2 separate regions of the Homo sapiens genome follow, and region 2 is linked to region 1. The links are chromatin loops, found by intact Hi-C in ENCODE. Cell type or tissue: heart right ventricle. All regions are shown on one strand. Each heading gives the region's core, and the rest is flanking DNA. Links, peaks and the distances in the headings are about the cores only. Region 1 overlaps STAC (SH3 and cysteine rich domain). Region 2 overlaps STAC (SH3 and cysteine rich domain).

Evidence for each region. Peaks named below come from ENCODE experiments on the same cell type or tissue, not always from the same donor. Only the 100,000 strongest peaks of a DNase experiment are listed, where the experiment ranks them.
Region 2: it touches region 1 in a loop (3-fold over the local background); 2 of 110 quality-filtered maps call a loop at or near these places.

Annotation. Positions count from the first base shown.
Region 1 is chr3:36,386,443-36,397,919 of GRCh38, forward strand. The region is part of intron 1 of STAC (SH3 and cysteine rich domain); the gene reads left to right. All of the region lies in intron 2 of LOC124906227 (a long non-coding RNA gene), which reads right to left. Among named protein-coding and RNA genes, the nearest start is that of STAC, 12 kb to the left of the region's middle. In heart right ventricle, for the core only: no CTCF peak of the experiment used is centred there; no DNase peak of the experiment used is centred there.
Region 2 is chr3:36,453,169-36,464,645 of GRCh38, forward strand. All of the region lies in intron 2 of STAC (SH3 and cysteine rich domain), which reads left to right. It overlaps LOC124906227 (a long non-coding RNA gene), which reads right to left and starts at 1,209. Exons shown (of 3, transcript XR_007095868.1): 1 at 1,188-1,209. In heart right ventricle, for the core only: no CTCF peak of the experiment used is centred there; a DNase peak (open chromatin) is centred at 4,720.

The sequences.
Region 1 (11,477 bases), core at 1,611-9,610:
AAATTCCTAATTTAATGTAGTCTAATTCTTACATTTTTCTCTTCTATGGTTGTGCTTTTTGTGTACTGCTTATGAAATCTTTGCCTATTCCAAAGTCATTTAGATATTCTATTATTATTTTCTAGAATTGTTATTATTTGCCTTTCACAGGTGGATTTACAATTCATTTGGAATTGCTTTTTTGGTATGGTGTGAGGTAAGGGTCAAGATTCATTTTGACTATGCCACTTTTGCTATCCATAAATAATTTGACTGTATATGTGCAAGTTTCTATTCTGCCCATTGGCCTCTTTGTCTAACCTTCTACCAGTACAGCACTGTCTTAAATGTAATGATTTTATTTAAAAGGTCTTGATATCTGGTAGCGTAAGCCCTGGAGCTTTGCTCTTCTTTTTCAAAACAGATTTGAGTTATTTTTGATTCCTTGCATTTCCACGTGCACTTTGGAATCACCTGATCAATTTGCACAAAAACACCTGCTGGGATTCTGAATGGAACTGCATTGAATCTATAAATCCATGTGGAGAGAATGGGCATGTTCTCACTCCAGAGTATTTGCTTTTGTCAAGTCCCCTAAGACATCATTGAGAGGAACCAAATTTTGTTACTTTTTCAGTTTGGGGTTTACCAAACCAACTTTTGCTGTCTAAATTCAAGCCTCAAATCTATGTGAGGGCAGATCCATGAATAAGAATTCCAAGATAAATATTTTATATTTACTTATTTATTTTTGTCCACCTTAAGACTAAACTAAGATTTCTTTATCATCAACCTGAGTTGGTAAGAATTTTGTTTCTAGTTCATTTTTTTCCTTCTTTTTTAGATTCTACTCCACGTAGACATCAAAACCAACCTAGGTTTTTCTTGACTGTGGTAAAATATGCGTAATGTAAAGTTTACCATTTTAACCATTTTTAAGTGTACAGTTCTACGGCATTAAGTACATTCACACTGTTGTGCAGCCATAACCACCACTCATCTCCAGAACATCTTTATCATCTCCAACTGTAACTCTGTACCCATTCAACATTAATTACTAATTCCCCATCCCCTTCTTTCCCCAGTCTCTGGCAACTACCATTTTCCTTTTTATCTATATGAATTTGACTATTCCGGGTTTACCATATAAGAGAAATCATATAATATTTGTCCTTTTGTGATTGAATTATTTCAGTTAGCATAATGTCTTCACAGCTCATCTATGTTGTGGCATGTATCAGAATTCCCTTCTTTTTTAAGCTGAATAATATCCCATTGTATATATATACTACATTTTGTTTATCCATTAATGCATCAGTGAATACTTGGGCTGTTTCTACCTTTTAGCTACTCTGAATAATGCTGCTATGAAGTGGGTGTGCAAATACTTGTTGAAGTCCCCTCTTTCATTTCTTATGGGTATATAACCAGAAGTGCAATTGCTGGATCATCTGGTGATTCTATGTTTAATTTTTTGAGAAATTGCCATCCTATTTTCCACAGTGGTCGCACAGTTTTGGATTCTGACGAGTAATGCACAAGGATTCCAGTTTCTCTGCATCCTCACCAATACTTGTTATTTTCTGGGTTTTGTTGATCCTGATGGGTACAAGATGGTATCTCATGTTTAGTGATGTAGATCATGTTTTTATGTGCTTATAGGTTATTTGTATATCTTCTTTGGAGAAATATCTAGTCAAGGCCTTCGTCCATTTTAAAATTAGATTGTTTGGTTTTTGTTGTTGGATTGTAGTATTATAGCTTTCTAACCAGCAAATTTGAATGATGCAGAAGTATTGAATTTTATTATCATTTTACTTACATTTATTCATCGAAAGGGTTATTTTTCATGCCTTTTTATTACTTGTCTTTTTTGGTATGTGAATTATCTGTTCATGTCCTTGTCCATTTTAATACTGTTTTTTCATTTCCTATTGGTTTTAAAAAATTATTTATAAATATTAAATTCAACCTTTCAGATACATTGCTAACATTTTCCCAGATTGAAATTTGTCTTTTTTCAATTCTATTACATTTTCAATGTAGAAGTTTCCTTTTTTATGGTTTTAAATGTCTCAAATTTATTTAGCTATGTTTTCTTCTTTTCAATTATATTTAGAAAGGACTTCCCAACCCTGAGAACAGAAAAATAAAATAACCTGTATCATTTCTCTAGATCCTCAATATGTACTTTTTGCTTTTATCATTTTCATCCATCTGGAATTTATATCATTATGTAGTATGAAGAAATCTATTTTTTCCCAAATGATGAATCAGTATTTCTAAAACCATTTGTTGAATAATTTATTCTTTTTTCACTGATTTGAAATTTTACGTTTTTTATGTAATAAATGGTAATATGTATTAGATTCTCTTTTAGAGTTATCTGTCATATTCTAATGTTTTGTAACTTTATTTTTGCACTTATTATTGTACTGTACTCTTGCATGACTATTATGCTTCAATTTTTGTAGCTTAATAATAGAGTTTGATAATTAATAATACAAGTACCCTCTTGGAAGTTTTATATTTATCTGCACTCAACTTTTCGTTTTCTACCAAATTATAAAAACAATATTTTGAAAGCAATTTCATGAAACTCCTAATATTATTTCAGTGAAATCTTTACAATTATGAGATTTCTTATCCAAAAACATAGTATATCTGTAGTTATTGAAACGCCTGTCTTTTATGCCTCTCATAAATGCTTGAAATTGTCCTCAAATATTTCCTGCCAAAATTCTTTGTTAGCTATTTTCCAACTGTCTTGGTCCATTCAGGCTGCTAAAACAAAATGTCATAAACTGGGTTTATAAACAACAGAAATGTATCTGTCACAGTTGTAGAAGCTGGAAAATCCAAGATCAAGGCATCAGCAGAGGGCCTGTTTCCTGGTTTATAGATGGAATCCTGTAGCTGTGTTGTCTCATGGTGGAAGGGGCAAGGTAGTGCTCTGAGGCCTCTTTATAAGGGCACTAATCCGAATCATGAAGGCTCTGCCCTCATGTCCTAATCACCTCCCAAAGCCCTCGCCTTTTAATACCGTCATACTGGTGGATTAATTTTCAACAAATGAATTTCAGGGGAACACAAACATTAAGAACATAGCACACAGTATTTTATACTCTGACTTACTATTATGAATTACCATTTTTATATTTTTTAACTGGTGATAGCTGGCACATAAGAAATTCATTTTTATATTAATTTTATAATCTAAAATCATTTATATTCCATTTCTTATCCATTAGTAAAGAAATACAATGTTGCTTACTAGTTCAGAGCATGGGCACAGACACAGCCATGTTCAAATCCCATTGTGCCAGTTTAGGATGCCACTTAACAAGCTTTCCTGTCCCTCACTTCCCAGAGATTCACTGTGCTTTCCATAAAGTGAGCATAATAATGTCCTCTGCAGCATTGCCATTCAAGTTAATTAGTGTATGTAAAGTGCTTAACACAGAGCCTGGCATATAGCAAGCAAATTCAGATTATCATAATATGTGAAATAATAATTTTGCCTCTGTAACTATAATTCTCTTTCATTTGGGGGGGAAGGGAGTGCAGTGGGTAGGGACAGGGGTTTATTGCTGGAGAACTTCCAAAAGTATGGTAAATATTAGAGAGATACCAGGCTGGCACATGACTTAACTTTAAATGCCACTAGTGTTTTACTATACATGTAGTATTGTACAGTATTGGTGCTGACAGGTGGCCTTAGCTCTCCTGTAAACCACTAGCCACTCTAGAAGCCACCAAAAGTACTTATACAGCCTGAGAAAAATCATGTGGTGCACTGCAAATTCAACTTAAAGACAAATCCATTTCCAACTAAGTCATTCCTTAAGATCCCCTTCTACACAAATTCCAGACATCCCACTCATGTTCACAATTAAACTAAGACAGTCTTTCTCATTTTAAAGATAGGTCGTGTTCCTAGCTTATGAAGAATTTCCATCAGGAATAGATGTGAAATTGTTTCAGATGACTTTTTGGCAAGTATGGAAGTAATCATGTGATTTTTCTTTTCTTTTTTTTTTTTTTTTTTTTTGTCCTTTGGTCTCTTTATCTGATGGATTATATTAATAGATATCCTAATATTAAACTCTTATTACAGTCCTGGAACAAGTCCTGCTTGGCCATGGGGATTTTCTTTTAATAAACTCCCGGGTTTTGATTGCCAATGCTTTATTATTTTTACATCCACATACATAAGGGAGATTGTTCGATAACTGTCACTTTTGTGTTCTTGGTCAGATTTTATTTTTAAGGCTATGCCAAGTTTCAGAAAATGAATTGGGAACATGTCCATGAATGTTTTTATTTTGTTTTTGTATTTTTATGTATGGAACATTTTATGGAACCCACAAATAATACTCTCTTTGAATGTTTAAAAAAATGCCAATAATATCTAAACCTGTCACCTATCTTAAAACAAAATTTGAAAATTTTTTTCCATTATTAAATTCTATTCCTTTTTTCCTAAATTGGCTTGAGTCAGATTTGTTAACTTGTATTTTACCAGAAAATTATCCATTTTACTTAAATCTTCATAAGATCTCCAGATGGGTTATAGGAGGACAGCCCTGGGAACTTCCTTCAGTCTCGTCCCATCTTCCCTCTCTCTGGCAGGATTCCCATGAATTCCATCATGTTCATACCCTCTTTTATACTTCTCTATTTCTGTGTAACACTGATTCCTTAGATCTGGATTTGAAATCAGAAGCATTAAGCACAAGTGCTCACATCTCCACCTTACCAAAAGAAAGGATCCCTTGCTCCCTCTTTCAATCTCTCACTCTTACTTGGTTCCCCTTTTACTGCTATAGAAGTTGCTCTTTGATCCCACTGGCAATCTGTCCTCTGCCCATCTTTCAAATATTGTTCTTCCCCAGCATTCTGTTTTTCACCCGCAGCCCTTCTCATGCTTCATAATCTCTCTGGGCTAAATCTTACTTCTTATCATTTCATCCACCAGCTGAAAACTCCTAAATCTGCATCCAACCCAGACATCACTCTAGTGATCGCCAGACCAATATATCCTGCTGCCCTTTGGACAGTCTCTGTTGATGCCCACATCTTAAATTCAAGCTACCCTCAATGGAATTTATCATTCTTGATTCAGCTGTCACCCCGTTTCTTCTTCTGTGCTCTCTTTGTTGTTAATTTGTTTTTTCTCATGTGCTCTTCTGCTGATGAGCTCCTCCATAGAGAAGCATCATCCATGGTGTCAACCAATCCGGAAAACCAGAAGCCCTTGATGATCCTGAGCGGGGCGGGCTAAGCAGGGAAGAAGCTGTTTGGCAGCAGGTAGAGAGAAGACAAGATGTCTTGCAGCTCCCAGAGCATGCTTCATTTGTCTGAAAATGAAACATATACCTGTTGCCTGTTTCTAATGGCCCTCATAGCTGAAGTTACAGCCAGCATGTTTTTCTCAGGTCTGGAAGCAATTGAAGGACTGAGGTCAGACACAAAGAAAGGAATAAAGAAGGAAGACCCAGAACACCCCAAGGCTCCCAGGAATGCCACTGCTCCCTTGCCCTCCAAACTGATATCAGGGGAGTGAAAAGCAGCACCAGAGTTCTGTATGCCTTGATAAGATCCCACATTCCCTCCCCTCCCCTCTAACACTCTGTTTTATCAGAACAAGGTGACTTGGAGACCTTGGAAAAGATTCCCATCACACCACTTTCCCAGTGATGTCAATCACTAGAAGCACAAGGCTGCAAGGCCCCTTCCTCTCATAGTTTCCTCTCTGAACATATCTGTACATCTGCTAATCCAGCCCATCGTCCAACCTCCCTACAGGTCGATACCCTCCACTCTACTCTCTAGAATTCACTTTTTAGCAAAATCTTCTTTATCCTCAAGTTCCTCTCTGATGAGTCCTTCACTTCTTATGCTAATATCTAGTCCTTTCCTTTCTTTCTTTTTTTGAGACAGGGTCTTACTGTGTCACCTAGGCTGGAGTGCAGTGGTACAGTCATGGCTCACTGCAGCCTCAGCCTCCCAGGCTCAAGCAATCCTCCCACTTCAGCCTCCCAAGTAGTTGGGACTACAGGCACATACAATCATGCCCAGCTAATTTTTATTTATTTATTTATTTACTTACTTATTTATTTATTTAGTAGAGATGAGGTCTCCCTATGTTGCCCAGCCTAGTCTTGAACTCCTAGGCTCAAGCAATTCTCTCACCTCAGCTTCCCAAAGTGCTGGAATTATAGTCATGAGCCCCATGCCCGGCCCCTGCAGAGCTTTCAGGTGATGGTTGTTTTTTCCTTCATCATGCCTGGTGGCCAGAGAGGCAGCCTTACTGCTGCCTCCAGTTTATTGTCTCTCTTCCCTTAAAACTCACAGCTTTAAAATCCATGCTCTCAGATTCTTCCATTTCCTGCTGTTATCAGCAGTCACCTCCCAATCCCAGGGAGGTCTCATCTGCTAGAGCCAGGCCTACTCTAATTCACTCCAGCACTATTCCTGTTGTACATAATCCTTTATGATTTTTCACACACTGAAGATGACTCTTCCAAATACCCTGACCTCCTGAGTCCTTAAACTTTTCTCCTCCTATGATCTTGTCTTCCACCCTCTTCCATATCAGCCACCCACTTCCATGAGCATTCCCAAGACTTCATTCAAACAAGCATTACACCCTCTCTAGAATCTCCCTTTCAAGCTTCCCACTCTGTGGCTACCATCTAATTCTCTTTAGCCTTTCTATTCCAATAGTATTTCAGCCACACCAGAGCATAAAATCCATTAAATCAGTGAATTTACCCTCCTTTCATTATTCCTCACCCATTTTAGGTTCTTAGATTCTACTTTTCCTTCATTGTAATTACTTCTTTGCAAACACCCTCAACTCCCTTGCTCCTGTGTCCCTTTGTTCAGCATCACCTAGAAAATTCAATCTACCTAAAGCTCATTTTCCACCTACTCTGAACCGGTGCTTCTGGAGAAAGCAGAGAACACAGATGATAAACAAGGTAAAAAAAATGCATAACATTATTTTAGGCAGTGATAAAGCTAAATAGAAGAGTACTTGTGGAATAGGGTAGCATAGGAAGCTATTTTACGTAGACTGACTGCTATGGGCTGAATATGTGTGCCCTCCAAAATTATGTTGAAACTCTAATCTCCAATGTGATAGTGTTTGGACATCAGCCTTTGGGAGATAATTAGGTTATGAGGGTGAAAGCTTCATGATGCAATTGGTGGCCTTATAAAAACAGACAAGAGAGAGCTTCCTTCTTCTCTCTGCTCTCCCTCATGTGAGCGTGTAGCAGAAAGCAGCCATCCATGAACCAGGAGGAAGGCCCTCAGCAGGAAATTGATCATACTGGCACCCTGATCTCAGACTTCCAGCTTCCAGAGCTGTGAGAAATAAATGTTGATTGCTTAAGCCACCCAGTCTGTGGTATTCTTATTACAACAGCTCAAACTCTCTAAGACAGTGACCAGAAAAGGATTCTGTGAAAAAGTAAGTTTTGTTTCAGAAACCAGAATGGAGTAAGGGCATGAGTTGTGTGAAGATCTAGGGGAAGAGAAGAAGCTGGCGGTGGGGGAGAGATCTGAGCAAAGCCTCAGAGGTGGAACAGGCTTGCATTTGTGAAGAGCAGCTACAAATCTTGGGTGCTTCTTGTTGAGTAAACAACAGGAAAAATAACAGGAGGTGAGTACAGACACCTAAACTCACCTACGGAGAGGTGAGTCCAGTGGCTGGATCTTCATTGTCCAATATGGTAGCCATTAACCACATGTGGCTAGTTAAGTTTATATTGAAATTAATTGAAATTTAAAAATCAGTTCCTTAGTAACACTAGCCATATTTCAAGTACTTGGTAAGCACATGTGGCTAGGGGCTACTGTATTAAACACCACAGATTAGAGAACATTTTCATGATTGCACAAGGTTCTAGTGTACAGTGCTGGCTTTGTCCTATGGACTTCATTGTCTGTGCTAAGGAATTTAGATTTTTATCCAAGTTTGAAAGAAAACCACTGGGGAAAGCCAGGGAGGAGGAGGATCTGGACAGTACATTACTCACATTTTACAAAGATTACTGTGGCTGCTGTATGCAGTGGGACTACAGCATAGCAAGAGTAAAAGTAAGGGGGCCAGTTAGAAAGCTATGGTAGTCCAGATTAGGGAGAATCTGGTAGCACATAGTGGACAATTTAAGAAGTGATATAGGCCCGGCACAGTGGCTCACACCTGTAATCCCAGCACTTTGGGAGGCTGAGGCATGTGGATCACCTGAAGTCAGGAGTTAGGGACCAGCCTGGCCAACATGGCAAAACTCTGTATCTACTAAAAATACAAAAATTAGCCGGGTGCGGTGGTGCACACCTGTAGTCCCAGCTACTCAGGAGGCTGAGGCAGGAGAATCGCTTGAACCTGGGAGGCGGAGGTTGCATGCCACTACACTCCGGCATGGGCAACAGAGTAAAATTCTGTCAAAAAAAAAAAAGGAATATATTTGCATTATATTTTAGAAATAAAATCAACAAGAGTTCCTATGAATGTATACTGTGAGGTGTGAGGGAGAGAGATAACTCAGGAATGACTTTTAAAAGGTTAATAGGAGAATCAAAAGATATATAGATATATATATATATATATCAAAATATTTTATGATCCAAGAAGCCCTGTGCAAATGTAAGTTGGTAGCAGTCACAGTAACCTTCAAAAAGATTGGATGTGAACTTAATCTTATGGATAACTTTGCAAAGATAGAAACAATGTAACTGACTTGACTGAAATTGCATACTGGGAAGAAACAGACAAGAAAGTTGAAGAGGTCAGATGAAGGTCTTGGAAACTGGGCACAGGGATTTAGATTTGAAAGGTGAGGATAAGAGAAGTCACTAAGGTTGTAATAGTGAAGTGAAAGATGGATTGGCATGGGGAGCACCTAAAGCCAGGGAGGTGAGTAGTCCAGTCTTTAAAAGATGACAGAGAGCAAATGAGAAGAAAGAGAAAAGAGCAGACATGAGAGGAATTTCGATGACAAGTAGAAGTGTCTGTTTCCTCCTCAGGGAGCCATCTTCACAGAGCCTGCACAAGAGGTGGAAGTTGGGATCAGGAGGTCCCTTATCTGGCTAGAGACTACTTGGTCAGAGTGAATGACCAGAATACATGAATAGAGATTCTAAGATCCGAGCCAGAAATGAGGAGACAAGGAAAATTCCAATGGTGGGGTGAGAACCAACAGAGCAAAAGGGGCTAATGTTAGCAGTTAGAAGATAAGAAGCAGGATGGAATGAGGTACAAACAAAGTCATCAAGAATTAAAAGTGTTAGTCTCACTGCTTATGGAAGCTCTTCTCTTCTATGTTGCTTGGTCCATGTAGGTTATCAGTCAACCTTCAGTCATAGGGACTGACTGTCAGTCCCAGTAATCTACATTTAAATCTCCTCATGTAGCAAGAAGATAGCAGCAAGGGCCAGAATCATCCAACAAGAAAACACATTGATTTTTGGCTTCTATAAGCATCTCTCCACAAAGTTTAAAAAAAAAAAACAAAGGTGAGAGTCAAGTAGAAAGACATTGGATTAGAATAATTTACTTCAGTCCTAGAGTCTTTCTGGTACATAATATTTACCTCTGCGATAGAGAAAACTCTCTGGTCATAGTTTTCATCATAGAAATTTATTTCCTCCTCCTCCAGTTAATCTTATTCTAAAAACACAATGGGAGCCCCACCCTGGAATTCAACAAGCTTAGAGATTTTCATATTGATTTCTTTTTTTATATTTTGTTTTAGCAGATATTGAACCAAAGTTTTATCAGGCAGAGTATACATGACTTAGATATACATATGAAAAATTAATTATAAATTGGATCTCTGTTTATTGAACAATATTTTTCTACTAGTTTCATTAAAAAATTTGAGATGAAGTTTCTTGGAAAAATAATATTATAAAAAATAATAAAAATCACAGGATACAAATGCAATAAATCTTTTACATCAGATTTATGGTTGAAAAATGCTAGGGATAATTTTCTGATAACACATTATTACTACTATACAAAGTTAGTCACTACTTTTTTCCAGAGTTCCATATTTTAGGGGAAATTAGTGCTTTCCATCTCACAGAAGTACAGGGATGCTTCATTGGAATGCTCAGGAAAGGAGTCATCCGGGAGAATCAAGCCATACTAATAATGGGGGGCAAGAAAATGTTCCAAGCATTTTTCCTGTTGATAATTTTGCTTGTAAATCTTTCTGGCTTACATTTCCCTGCTTTTAAAAGCAGAATATACCAAATGTAATTTCATTCCCATATAATAACAGCGTTGCAAATGCTTTGTAAATTTCAAAGCAATTTTATCGTTTTTATAATTTCCTTCTCCTAGTTACTCAGAATCACTCTTCTGAATGCCAGTTATTGAACTTATTATATGTAGGGTAGTTTTTTCCTCGCACTAATGACTCTATACTGCTGTTCTCTCCTAGTTCTTGTGTCTGATTCTTACATTTTACTATCTCCTCCCACACAGAGTCTATCCCTCTCTCTAGTCTACTCTAAGGCTTCTAATTTGCTTCTGCTAATTTGCGTTTGTAGTGGAAAATAAATCACCAAACTAGTTGGAGTTTTTTGTTCCTCAAAACAAAATGGACACTGAGCCTAATGGACTATCAGAAAAGTAAACACGGTTTTGTCTTTTAGTGTTTTGTGTTTTGTTTTTGTTTTTTATTTAGTGATTAATCTGGTAGTTCAGACTTTTTGTTTATATTTTCTGATTCTTGGTTATGTTTCCTATAAGTCTTTTTGTCAGATACTGAGTTCCTGATAGATTTGAAATTTCTTAACTCTTGTTTAGAAGACAAATCAATTAAGCTAAAGTTGCTGGTACTGACTTATTTAATTAATACATTTTTGCTGGTTGCTTAATGTGTTGATCAGTTTACTGGTCATTATTTTCGATGGATCTGACCTTCTAATTAACATTGAAGAAATAAATTCTCAAATATAAGATTTCATTATTGTAAATATCTGAGTGGATCTTTTTAAGCTGCCATATTGGGCACTATCTCTTCTATTCAGTTATATATACTGTAAGTGAAAATGATCAAAATAAATGTGTCATGAATATGTTGCATGAGACCAAAAAAATAGCAAAAGAAGAAAAATCCAGTTTACAAAAATAAAGCATACAGTTTATGCTTCTTCCCATGAATACAAGAAAGAACATGATGTAAAATCAAGAGGCCTCATGTCAGACCACCACTCAGACTACTGAAGCCTCCAAATTGTGCAGATATTTAATCATTGTGAAAAATCTTCCTTCCAGGAGGAATAACTTCAATCCACTTTGGATCACCCAAGTGCTCTTAGAATTTCAAGGATTTTATGAGCTTGTCTGAAAAAGCAATATAAGTTGTTTCATATGTTATTTCTTTGTTCGTTCTTGTGGTTAGGATTATTTTGGCAAAGTTTATTTCATAGATTGCCGATAGGATGACTTTTGCATGCAGCAGGCAGCAAAAAAA
Region 2 (11,477 bases), core at 1,306-9,305, 66 kb after region 1:
GTGACAGCGTGCTGGCAGTCCTCACAGCCCTTGCTCGCTCCCGGCGCCTCCTCTGCCTGGGCTCCTACTTTGGCGGCACTTGAGGAGCCCTTCAGCCCGCCGCTGCACTGTGGGGGCCCCATTCTGGGCTGGCCAAGGCCGGAGCCAGCTCCCTCAGCTTGCGGCGAGGTGTGGAGGGAGAGGCGTGGGCGGGAACCGGGGCTGCGCGCGGTGCTTGCGGGCCAGCGTGAGTTCCGGGTGGGCGTGGGCTTGGCAGACCCCGCCCTCGGAGAGGCCGGCCGGCCCCACCGGCCCCGGGCAGTGAGGGTCTTAGCACCTGGGCCAGCAGCTGCTGTGCTCAATTTCTCGCGGGGCCTTAGCTGCCTTCCCGCGGGGCAGGGCTGGGGACCTGCAGCCCGCCATGCCTGAGCCTCCCACCCCCTCCGTGGGTTCCTGTGCGGCTGGAGCCTCCCTGACGAGCGCCGCCCCCTGCTCCACGGCGCCCAATCCCATCGACCACCCAAGGGCTGAGGAGTGCTGGCGCAGGGCGCGGGACTGGCAGGCAGCTCCACCTGCAGCCCCGGTGCGGGATCCACTGGGTGAAGCCAGCTGGGCTCCTGAGTCTGGTGGGGACGTGGAGAACCTTTATGTCTGGCTAGGGGATTGTAAACACACCGATCGGCACTCTGCATCTAGCTCAAGGTTTGTAAACACACCAATCAGCATCCTGTGTCTAGCTCAGGGTTTGTGAATGCACCAATTGACACTCTGTATCTAGCTACTCTGGTGGGGACTTGGAGAACCTTTGTGTCCACACTCTTTATCTAGCTAATCTGGTGGGGACGTGGAGAACCTTTGTGTCTAGCTCAGGGATTGTAAACACACCAATCAGCGCCCTGTCAAAACAGACCCTCTGGGCTCTACCAATCAGCAGGATGTGGGTGGGGCCAAATAAGAGAATAAAAGCAGGCTGCCCTAGCCAGCAGTAGCAACCCGCTCGGATCCTCTTCCACGCTGTGGAAGCTTTGTTCTTTCGCTCTTTGCAATAAATCTTGCTACAGCTAACTCTTTGGGTCCACACTGCCCTTATGAGCTGTAACACTCACTGCAAAGGTCTGCAGCTTCTCTCTTGAAGCCAGCAAGACCACGAGCCCACCGGGAGGAAGGAACAACTCCAGACGCGTCGCCTTAAGAGCTGTAACACTCACCACGAACGTCTGCAGCTTCACTCCTGAGCCAGCGAGACCACGAACCCACCAGAAGGAAGAAACTCCGAACACATCCGAACATCAGAAGGAACAAACTCCGGACACGCCACCATTAAGAACTGTAACACTCACCGCGAGGGTCCGAGGCTTCATTCTTGAAGTCAGTGAGACCAAGAACCCACCAATTCCAGACACACATATATGCTAATCTTAGAAAGACATGGATACTATCTCCCCTCTCCACTCCATCCTTAAACATCTCATGACTATTAAGAATGAGAAAGGGACCAAGTGGCAAGAGAACATCTTCATATGCATACAACTTTCCAGAAAATAAAAATTTGCCAAGTTGTCAGACACTGCTTGTATCTTATCAGTGTAAGAAAAAAAAATACAGAACTTCCTTCCTGTAAACTGTTTATTTTACTATTAATAGTAATTGACTGAAGTCTTATATGATCAAATTCAGGGAGGGGGGAATATTTTTTAAGTCAGCCAAAGGAAAGAGGCTGTCTCTCTCAAATTACAGCTCATGATGTTTGCAAGTGCTTTGGTGATTTCTTGAACCACTGTGTAGAGATGATCTTTCAGGAAAGTAATGTTTTTCCTGCCCCTAAAAAGAGACTTGTATTGTAGGAGCCTTTTCAGATCATACCTTAGCAGAAAGAAGTGACCCACAGAAACATATTTTCAGTGACTAAATAATAGACCAGAAAGGGGAGAGTGTCTGATCATTTAAGGTGGTCTTTTGTTATATTTTTAGTCATTCCCTAGAGTTCACCAAATTGACACTATTTAGTAATATCACAGCACATATATTCTGAATACATATTTTCACGTTCTTCTGAGACAAGTTGTGTTTCATATATTTTATCCCTGTTCCATCCAGGAAGAAATAGAAATATTGCCCAGGTCAGAAGGACAGGAGGAGAAATTATCTGAGGTGGAGTTTTGGTGAAGTTTGAGGTGGACAGAAAGTAGACACAGCAATGAATCCTGGATGCACTTAAGAGTTTTCTTTACTTGAAGCTGCAAAGCCTTTTCCTGCCTGTGATATTGCTGATTCCTGCCTTCCTGCCTAAGGTTCAGACCAAGCCATGACAGACAAAGTTGAGAGGCTGCCTGCCTTTTGACTCATTCTTACTTCTGTGTGTAAAGGCTAGGAATCCACAGGAATAGGACATCTGCAGCTATAAACACAAAGAAGATGGAGACCAGTTGGAAAATGTCATCCTGCACTATCATTCAGCTGCCATAACAGGGAATGCTCCACTGACCTACTTTAGAATGGTCCTCTTTGTTGTGCAGCCACAGTGGATACCACATCATAAAATGACAGAACTGGGCCGGTAGTATAAAATAGGGCCGTCCTTTGTAAATGTCTGGGACTCAGTGAAACAGGCAGGTGTGTGTGTGTGTGTGTGTGTGTGTGTCTACATTGTGACCCACTTATTAAGGATAGAGGGAAGAGAAATATATGGTTAAATCCTGTTAAAGTGTTTTCTCCATAGCTTATCAAACACTATCTGATTGTTCAACCACAGAAACAAAGCAAGTATCATTCTATCACATGTTAAGCATAGCTTGGGAAGAAAATGCAGAAGCATATGGCAACCCTGCAGCCCCTGCCTCAACAACATTATAATAAATAAACATAGGAAGGCCCATACATACACATGTACATGTATGTGCATCACATACACACACGTGCGCACACACACACACACACTCCTGCCTCCAGTCAGGGAAGTATGTTTCTGTTGTCATAGCAAGACTGTGGTTTAAAGGGTTCATATCCACTTCAGCCTGTACCAGATCCTTTGCAATCTAAGATCCAGACACCATCCCTTCATTTATAATGTCATAAAGAGAAGTGCCAAGAATCACATATAATTCAAACTGATGAAGGACGATGAACGAGCCTGACTCTGTTGACCTGAAAGAACTATATCACTTTGCCTGATGTTATCCTAATATTTCTGTTTGTACGGAGATTTCAAGGAATTCCTTCTGAGTATCTATTTTCTTATTTTAAAAAATAGAAAAAAGACACCTATCTAATAGGTGTGTTGTCAAGTTTAAATGAGCCAGTACCCAAATGCAGTCGTGCTCAGTTATTAGTAACTTTCAAGGCACTTTGCTTCTTCCCTGTCTTAATGCCTTGCTCCCTGCTGTATAGGGACCATGCGAAGCTGCTGTGGGCCTCCCTGCTGTCTGGAGGTCTAGTCTCTTACATCAACTGCCAGAAGTTTGCTGCCCAGATGCCTTCTTGGTGCCAAAATGCTTAAATACATCCACAGTGAGACAAAGCATCTCCTCCCTCAGTAAAACTTGCCACTTCACTGATGTTCTCTCTCCTCTGAGGGCAGATGGCACCTCATCCTCAGCTACCTGGCCCCTTTATTGATAAATCCCTTCCATGACCACAGTGTCAGTGCTACTTCTGTGGCTTTTCTCTCATTGGCACCCACTTATCTTCCCCACAGCTCCCACCCTGATTCAAGCTTTAGTACATTTCATACAAACTCTTTCAAGAACTTCCTAAATTATGTTATTTCCCTCTGTCTATATCTCCTCATCCACTTAATATACTGCTGACATATCTCTTCTGGAAACAAACTGACGTCACATTACTGCTTTTCTCAAGAATATTTGCACTACCTCATTGCCCGAAGAATTACGATCATGCTGCCTAGTTTGACTTGCTCAAACCTCCGGTAACTAACAAAGGTTAAGTAAAAACTTTGTCTCATTGGATTCATAGAAAGTAAAACTTTGTTCAGTGCCCCTAACAGTCATCAACAGTGCCACAGGTGATCATCAGCAAATGGATCATCACAAACAAACAAACTCAAAATATAGACCTGCAAGAGACAGGAGAGAGGCAGGATCATGCCAAGGAGTCAGAGGGTTGGTGGATCAAGTGGTCTTGGACAACTGATTTACCTTCTCTCAATCTAAGTGTCTTTAAAATGAGAGCAGAAATAACAATACCTACATCATAGAATTTACTGACAACTACAGTAATACATGTGAAAGCATTTTGTGGACTATAAGACTTAAAACCTGTTCACTATTATTAAAGCTATCTTTATGTGTGAAAAGCAGGTTGATATTAACCGTATATCAAATTCCTAGGAAAGGAGTCTGGAAATAGGGAAAAGGGGTTGAGCATGAATTGGCCAGTCCATTCTTTGGAGACCTGAGGATCAATACAAATTCTTCAGCCTTGAGCTAGAAGAGCAATTCTGAAGCAAGCACATGAAATTGTGAACACTGCAGACTTCAGAAAAGAGGAGAAGAAGACAGCATAGCAGATATTATTAATACCGGGATCAGGGATGGCAAGTCCAGATGTTTCCCAGATGGTCGTGAGAAAATGATCATCCAGGAGGATACCTCCTCCTAAAACTTTAAGCAAAACACACAAAAGAGAAGAAAAGCCTACCAGCCATGGTATTAGGATGTGAACCAGTGACCCAGAGGGCAAAGGCTGTGGACTCCAACCACAAGGCCCTCAGCCAACCTAACTCTATTTGCTATTTTTAAAGCCAAGTGCGGGTGAGGGGCGGGGGAAGTAGAAAGAGTTTTTCCACTAGTAGTCAGGAACCGAAATAGGAAAGATCAACAGAGGCATTTATAAACAATGAATGCCATTAATTTTTTTAAAGCTAAGACAGGGTTGGAAAAGATGTAGTAGAGCAAGGAGTGGGGAACATAGGCAGGGAAAGATGGCCCTGGGGTCTTCACATTTTTAAAGGGTCCTTTCTGCTTGCTTGATGGCATTTCAAAAGTCACTGCTGAATTACTATATTATTGAATTTCCTGGAAAACTTGGAAACCATCTTGTTCAACTGAACTTGGACTAGGGGAGAGATGGAATGGGTTATTTTTCATTGAGGCCCCATACTAGAGTTCAACTGTGATAGAAAATATGCTCCCTTTCTTCCCCTTAAATAGAAAATTTTGTAACTATTGAGAGATATCTAAAGTTTAGGGGCAGTTTAAGTTGTAATGATCTAACTCCAAATATCAAGCTCTTTCTAAAATATCACAATGAGAAGACAGTGACAAGTAATCTAGGTCTCCCGTTGGGATGATGAGAAAGAGGGCATTTGTAAGCCCTGGTTCGAGCCATGTCTGCTTAACTTCCCAGCGTGGTGTGACAAGAAGACCATAAGACCATGAGGCTGGAGATTAGTATTTTAATTCCAGCTCTGCGTGAAGGAACAGTGTGATATCTACCAAATCACTTTGCTTCTCTGAGCCCTAGTTTATCGGTAAAATGAGAGGGTTGGCTAGATCTGGGAGGGCAAACCAACTTCCATACTAATTGATTGAAAGTGCCTCACCAAAGAAGCTTCTAAAGCTGCACCTCAATTTAGAGAAAAAATTGTCATGGATTAGAGATGTTTGTCATGTACCCCAAATGAAGGACTTCAACACGTATGTATTTGCATTTCCTAGGCTGCTGATCTATAAGCCAGGACATCTCAGAAATTTAGTGAGTATCTAAGTCACCCGGAAGTCTTGTTAGAATACACAATTCTGATTTAGTGGATCTGGTTAGGCCCTGAGATTCTGCATTCCTAACAGGGTCTCAGGTAATGCTAGTGATGCTAGTCCATGAACTACACTTTTAGTTGCAAGGCTTTAACATATCTCCCTGACAAAATTCTCTGAAACTAAAATTCAGCAAGTAACTTATAAGAGTTATGTGAAAGGCATTAGGTACTGGGGAGAGAGAAAAGGAAATACAAAATTAGTTGAGAAAAGAACTAATTTTAGTTTTTAATAACATCTTTACTTAGTTTCTTGCATACATATTCATCTAATTATTTCTTTTTTTCCCCACAGATGCTTCATATATACAGATTATCCTGGTAAATAATTGGGGATACACATAAAAACACCTGAACCAAAGCATATACAAAGTACTAGGGAAAGCCACAAGTGGAAACAATAGTTCTACCTCAGGAGGAAGAGGTCAATGAAAGTTCCATGAAGAATGTAGTATTTGAGTTGGGTATTGAAGGATGAATAGGAGTTAATGACTCTCTACCAAACTATCTACAGTTCTTAGCAGCAATATCCTGTTGTGTACCAAGAATCAAAACATCCCATATTTTCTTTAAAATAAAAGCATGACAGAATCAATTTTTAATTTTCCAGAAGTTAATACATAGTGTACAGATTGCTCTAGCTTAACCATTGTCTCTCTTTTAATGAACTCCTCATTTAGGAGGCACCATATCCAAAAGGAAAATCAAATGGTTTCATGATTTGGTTTTCGTCAGAAACAGTATTTTAAAAGACTTCTCGGCCAGTTTATTCTTTTATTCCTGATTTCCAAATTATGATAGATCAAAGAACTGGTATCTTGGCAAAACCAGAAAATCTAGCTAGAAGGTTTCAGGTAAGGCTAGTTGATGAAAGAGGGGGAGAATAACTAAGTAAAGGACACCAGACAGAAATGCAATGTCAGGTATGCATTAAGTCAGACCTCCTTTAGGATTCTAGCTCTACCACTCACTAACTAGTTAATCTAGTAACATTGTTTAAACTCTCTGATCCTCAATTTTCCATCTGTTAAGTGAGGAATAATAGCTAACTTCAAAGAACCATGTTAGAGAAAGTGTATGCAGTCTCTACTTGGCAACCTTGAGCACAGTCCTGTGTCAAGTGACCTTGATCTTTATTATCTCTCAGTTTCAACCCTTCAGGAATAAAGATGAATAGTTCTTCTATGCAAAGGAAAGAAGAGGGAATCTGTAATCAGGATACCTGTGTTCAGATCTCATCTCTGCCCCATTCTTGCCCTATAGCCTTAGACCAAGCACTTCCCTCAGCTTGGAAGAACCTGAGGAACCTCAAGCCAGGTTCCTCAGCTATTAAAAAAAATAGCTGAAAACAACTTTTGCTCTACATTGCTGGTTTTCAACTGGAGCAATTTGCCTCATACTTTAGCAAATAAAAAGATACAACACCCAGTTAAATTTGAAATTCAGATAAACGACAAATTTTTTTAATAGGTCACTGGCAATATTTGGGACACACTTGTCCCATGCAATATTTGGGAAACACTAACACACAAAAAAATTTATTATATGAAATTAAAATCTAATTGAACTTTCTGTATTTTATCTGGCAACCCTACCCCCAGGGGACATTTGGCAATTTCTGGAGATATTTATGGTTGTTACAACTGTAGGAGAAGGGGTGCTGCCGGCATTAGTGGGTAGAGGCCAGGGATGCTGCTAACTATGCACAGGGCAGCCCTGCACACATACACAGAACAAAGAATTACCAGGCCTCAGTGTCAGTAGTGCAGAGGCTGGAAAACCTCGGTCAGAAAATGTGGATTAAAAAACATGCTTTGAAGTTTATAAAGCATTGAAAACTAACTAATATGGTTAAAAGTCCATACTACCCAAAGCGATTTACAGATTCAATGCAATCCCTATCAAAATTTTCAAATGTCTTTCTCATAGATGTATAAAACACAATTCTAAAATTCATAGGAAACCACAAAAAAATCCTGAATAGCCAATTCTTCAAAAATAATAACATTTCCTTTCAAAAATATGTAGTGTTTTATTTCTTAATATAAGAAAATATGCTCACTATGGAAAATGAGGAAATATGAGTAAGCAAAAACAAGAACAAGAGGAATTACAATTCCACAATCCAGATAGACATATTATTAACATCTTGGTGTGTGCCCTGCTAGACTTTTTTACATGTATGTATATGCATATTTTGAATGAGAGTTTTCTAAATATTTTGCATGTACTTTTCAATATTTATTTTTAGAATCATTTTATGAAGTTCCCCACCCAAATCCCATTGATATTTCAACTCGAATTCTGGTAAATCTGCAGAACCACTTGAAAATTGGCATCCCTTCAAGAAATGTTTTTCTTATTTAATAAGCATGCTGAGTATTATTAATATCAGACACCTTTGCATTTTTTCAAACTTAAATAGGAATTCATTCAGCAAATACTTATGGAGTATCTCCTCTTGTGCTAAACCCTGTTCTGAACACTTGGGATGCATCAATGAACAAACCAGGCAAAGATCTTCGCTCTCAAAGAGTTGACATTTTAACTGGGGAGACGATGGATGGATGATGGATGAATGGATGGATAGAGATGAATAGATAGGTAAGAAGGTGATTGATGATAGGTAGATAGATAATTTTCTAAGGTGATAAATGATATGGAAAGAAGGAAAATGTAAAACAAACAAGAAGAGAAAGAAGTGCAGAGGCAGGGGGCAGGTTGCAGTATCACATGAGGTGGTCAGAATGAGAGTCATCAAGAAGATAATATGAGTAAATTTTGCAGAAAATGAAGGAACTCCTGGGAAGAAGCATTCCAAGTGAATGAAACAGCTAGAGCAAACCTCAAAGCAGAGCATACTTGGTGTCTTTAAGTAACAGCCACAGGCCAGTGTGGGTCTAAAACAGAGAGAATAAAGAATACAGAGTAAAGGAGCAGAGAGATCTTGTGCAACTCTGTAGGCCACTGCAAGGACTTTGGCTTTTATTCTGTAGGGTAATTAACAGGACATGGATCTAATTATACTTGCAAATGGTTGGTGTTGCTGTTATGTGAAAAATAGACTTCAATGGCGTGGGGGCGAGGATTGACGCAAGCAGAACAGTTAGGAGGCTATTACAGTAATTCAGGTAAGAGATAAAGGTACAGCAGGAAGAATAGAGACAGGGTCAGATTGTTCATATATTTTGAATGACTCCAACAGGATTGATTTTCTACATGTTGGCTGTATGGGAAAAATAGGAGATGGGGATGCTTCCAAGGTTTCTGGACTAAGCAACTTGAAAAATGGAGTTTCCATCAACTTAGATAGGGAAACTGTCTACTATAAGTTTTGGAGTACGTGAAGTTGTGTAGATTCTGGAGTATGCATTGGGGGAAAATTCAGTGTTAGTCACGTTAAAATTGAAATGTTTATTTGACAGCCAAGCCAAAAGAAATAAGTGTCAAGCAGTCAGGTGTATAAGTAGGTCTGGAGTTTGAGAGTCTTGTCTAGATTAGAGATATAATTTTGAAATAATCATCATATAAATAGTATTTAAAGGCATAAGACCTTTGGATATGAGCCAGGGAGTAAGTATAGACAGAGAAGAGGACCAATGACTGAGCCCTGGAGCCCTCCAATGTTAAAAAGTTGGGTAGAAGAGGAGGAACTAGCAAAGGGACTGGGAAGGAGTGACCAGTGTGGTAGGTGTAAGCCAAGAAAATGTGTTGTCTTCAAAGCCAAAAAGGAAAATAGATTGAGGAGAGAATGATCAGCCTTGTCAAATGTTGTTGATAGCTCAATTATGGGAAAGACTTTGACTGTGGCACTTAGCCAAGTGGATCATGGTGTCTAGTAACCTTGATGAGAGCAATTTTTGTGGATGGTAAGGAAGAGATTCTAATGTTTCCACATTACATATCATAGAAATTTATTTCACATGTGTATTCCTTATTATAATAGGGAAGTACCCTTCTGTCCCATATTTAGTCACAGTTTATGTCAGAATGAGAAGTCTATTTATATGATTGTTATAATATAACAATTTTATATGATTGTTAGGTTGACAGCTATTTTTCATAATAAGTGATCTTTGCATTCCTGGGAAAAAAAACCTGACAAGATCATGTGACTCTTCTTTCTGTACAAGGTGGACTTTGTTTTGCTAACATTGGATTTAAAATTTTTACACTTATAAGTAAGATTGATCTGTAGTTTCTCTTCTTTGCTTCGAGAAATTTTGGTTTCATTTTTAGTGCAACTTATAAAATTAATTAAGAAGCTTTTTTGTTATATTGTGCAACTTCATAGAAGGGAATTCTCTCAATGATTTGATAAAAAGCTATTCTTACAATTGTGTAGACAAGGTACCTTTTGGCAGGGGTTCCTGAAATAATTTTTCTTTTAATTTCATCCTCAGTCATTAGGCTAGTAAAGTCTTCTCTCTGTCCTCCTTGCACCTTTGATGGAATATATTGGAGCCGGGCTTTGAATCCAGGAATGTGTGGCTCTAAAATCCATCCAAAATCCTGAAACACAAGAAGCATACGTCTGTGTCTATAACAAAATCTCTCATTTTAATTTTTTTTAATTTTTTTTGGTAGTTTTTCTTTTTTTTTTTAATTATACTTTAAGTTTTCGGGTACATGTATGTGCACATCGTGCAGGTTAGTTACATATATATACATGTGCCATGTTGGTGTGCTGAACCCATTAACTCGTCATTCAACATTAGGTATATCTCCAAATGCTATCCCTCCCCCCTCCCCCCACCCCACAACAGGCCCCAGTGTGCGATGTTCCCCTTCCTGTGTCCATGTGATCTCATTGTTCAATTCCCACCTATGAGTGAGAACATGCGGTGTTTGGTTTTTTGTCCTTGCGATAGTTTACTGAGAATGATGGTTTCCAGCTTCATCCATGTCCCTCCCTACAAAGGACATGAACTCATCCTTTTTTATGGCTGCATAGTATTCCATGATGTATATGTGCCACATTCTCTTAATCCAGTCTATCATTGTTGGACATTTGGGTTGGTTCCAAGTCTTTGCTATTGTGAATAGTGCCACAGTAAACATACGTGTGCATGTGTCTTTATAGCAGCATGATTTATAATCCTTTGGGTATATACCCAGTAATGGGATTGCTGGGTCAAATGGTATTTCTAGTTCTAGATCCCTGAGGAATCGCCACACTGACTTGCACAATGGTTGAACTAGTTTACAGTCCCACCAACAGTGTAAAAGTGTTCCTATTTATGCACATCCTCTCCAGCACCTGTTGTTTCCTGACTCTTTAATGATCGCCATTCTAACTGGTGTGAGATGGTATCTCATTGTGGTTTTGATTTGCATTTCTCTGATGGCCAGTGATGATGAGCATTTTTTCATGTGTCTTTTGGCTGCATAAATGTCTTCTTTTGAGAAGTGTCTGTTCATATTATTTGCCCACTTTTTGATGGGGTTGTTTGTTTTTTTCTTGTAAACTTGTTGGAGTTCATTGTAGATTCTGGACATTAGCACTTTGTCAGATTATTTTTAATTTATTTTTTTATTTCAATAGATTTTCAGGGAACAGGTGGCTTTGGTTACATAATAAGTTCTTTAGTGGTGATTTCTGAGATTTTGGTGTACCTATTACTTGAGCAGTGTACACTGTACCAATGTGCCGTCCTTTATCCCTCACCCCTGCAAACTCTTTCCCCCAAGTCCCCGAAGTCCAATGTATCTTTCTTATGCCTTTGCC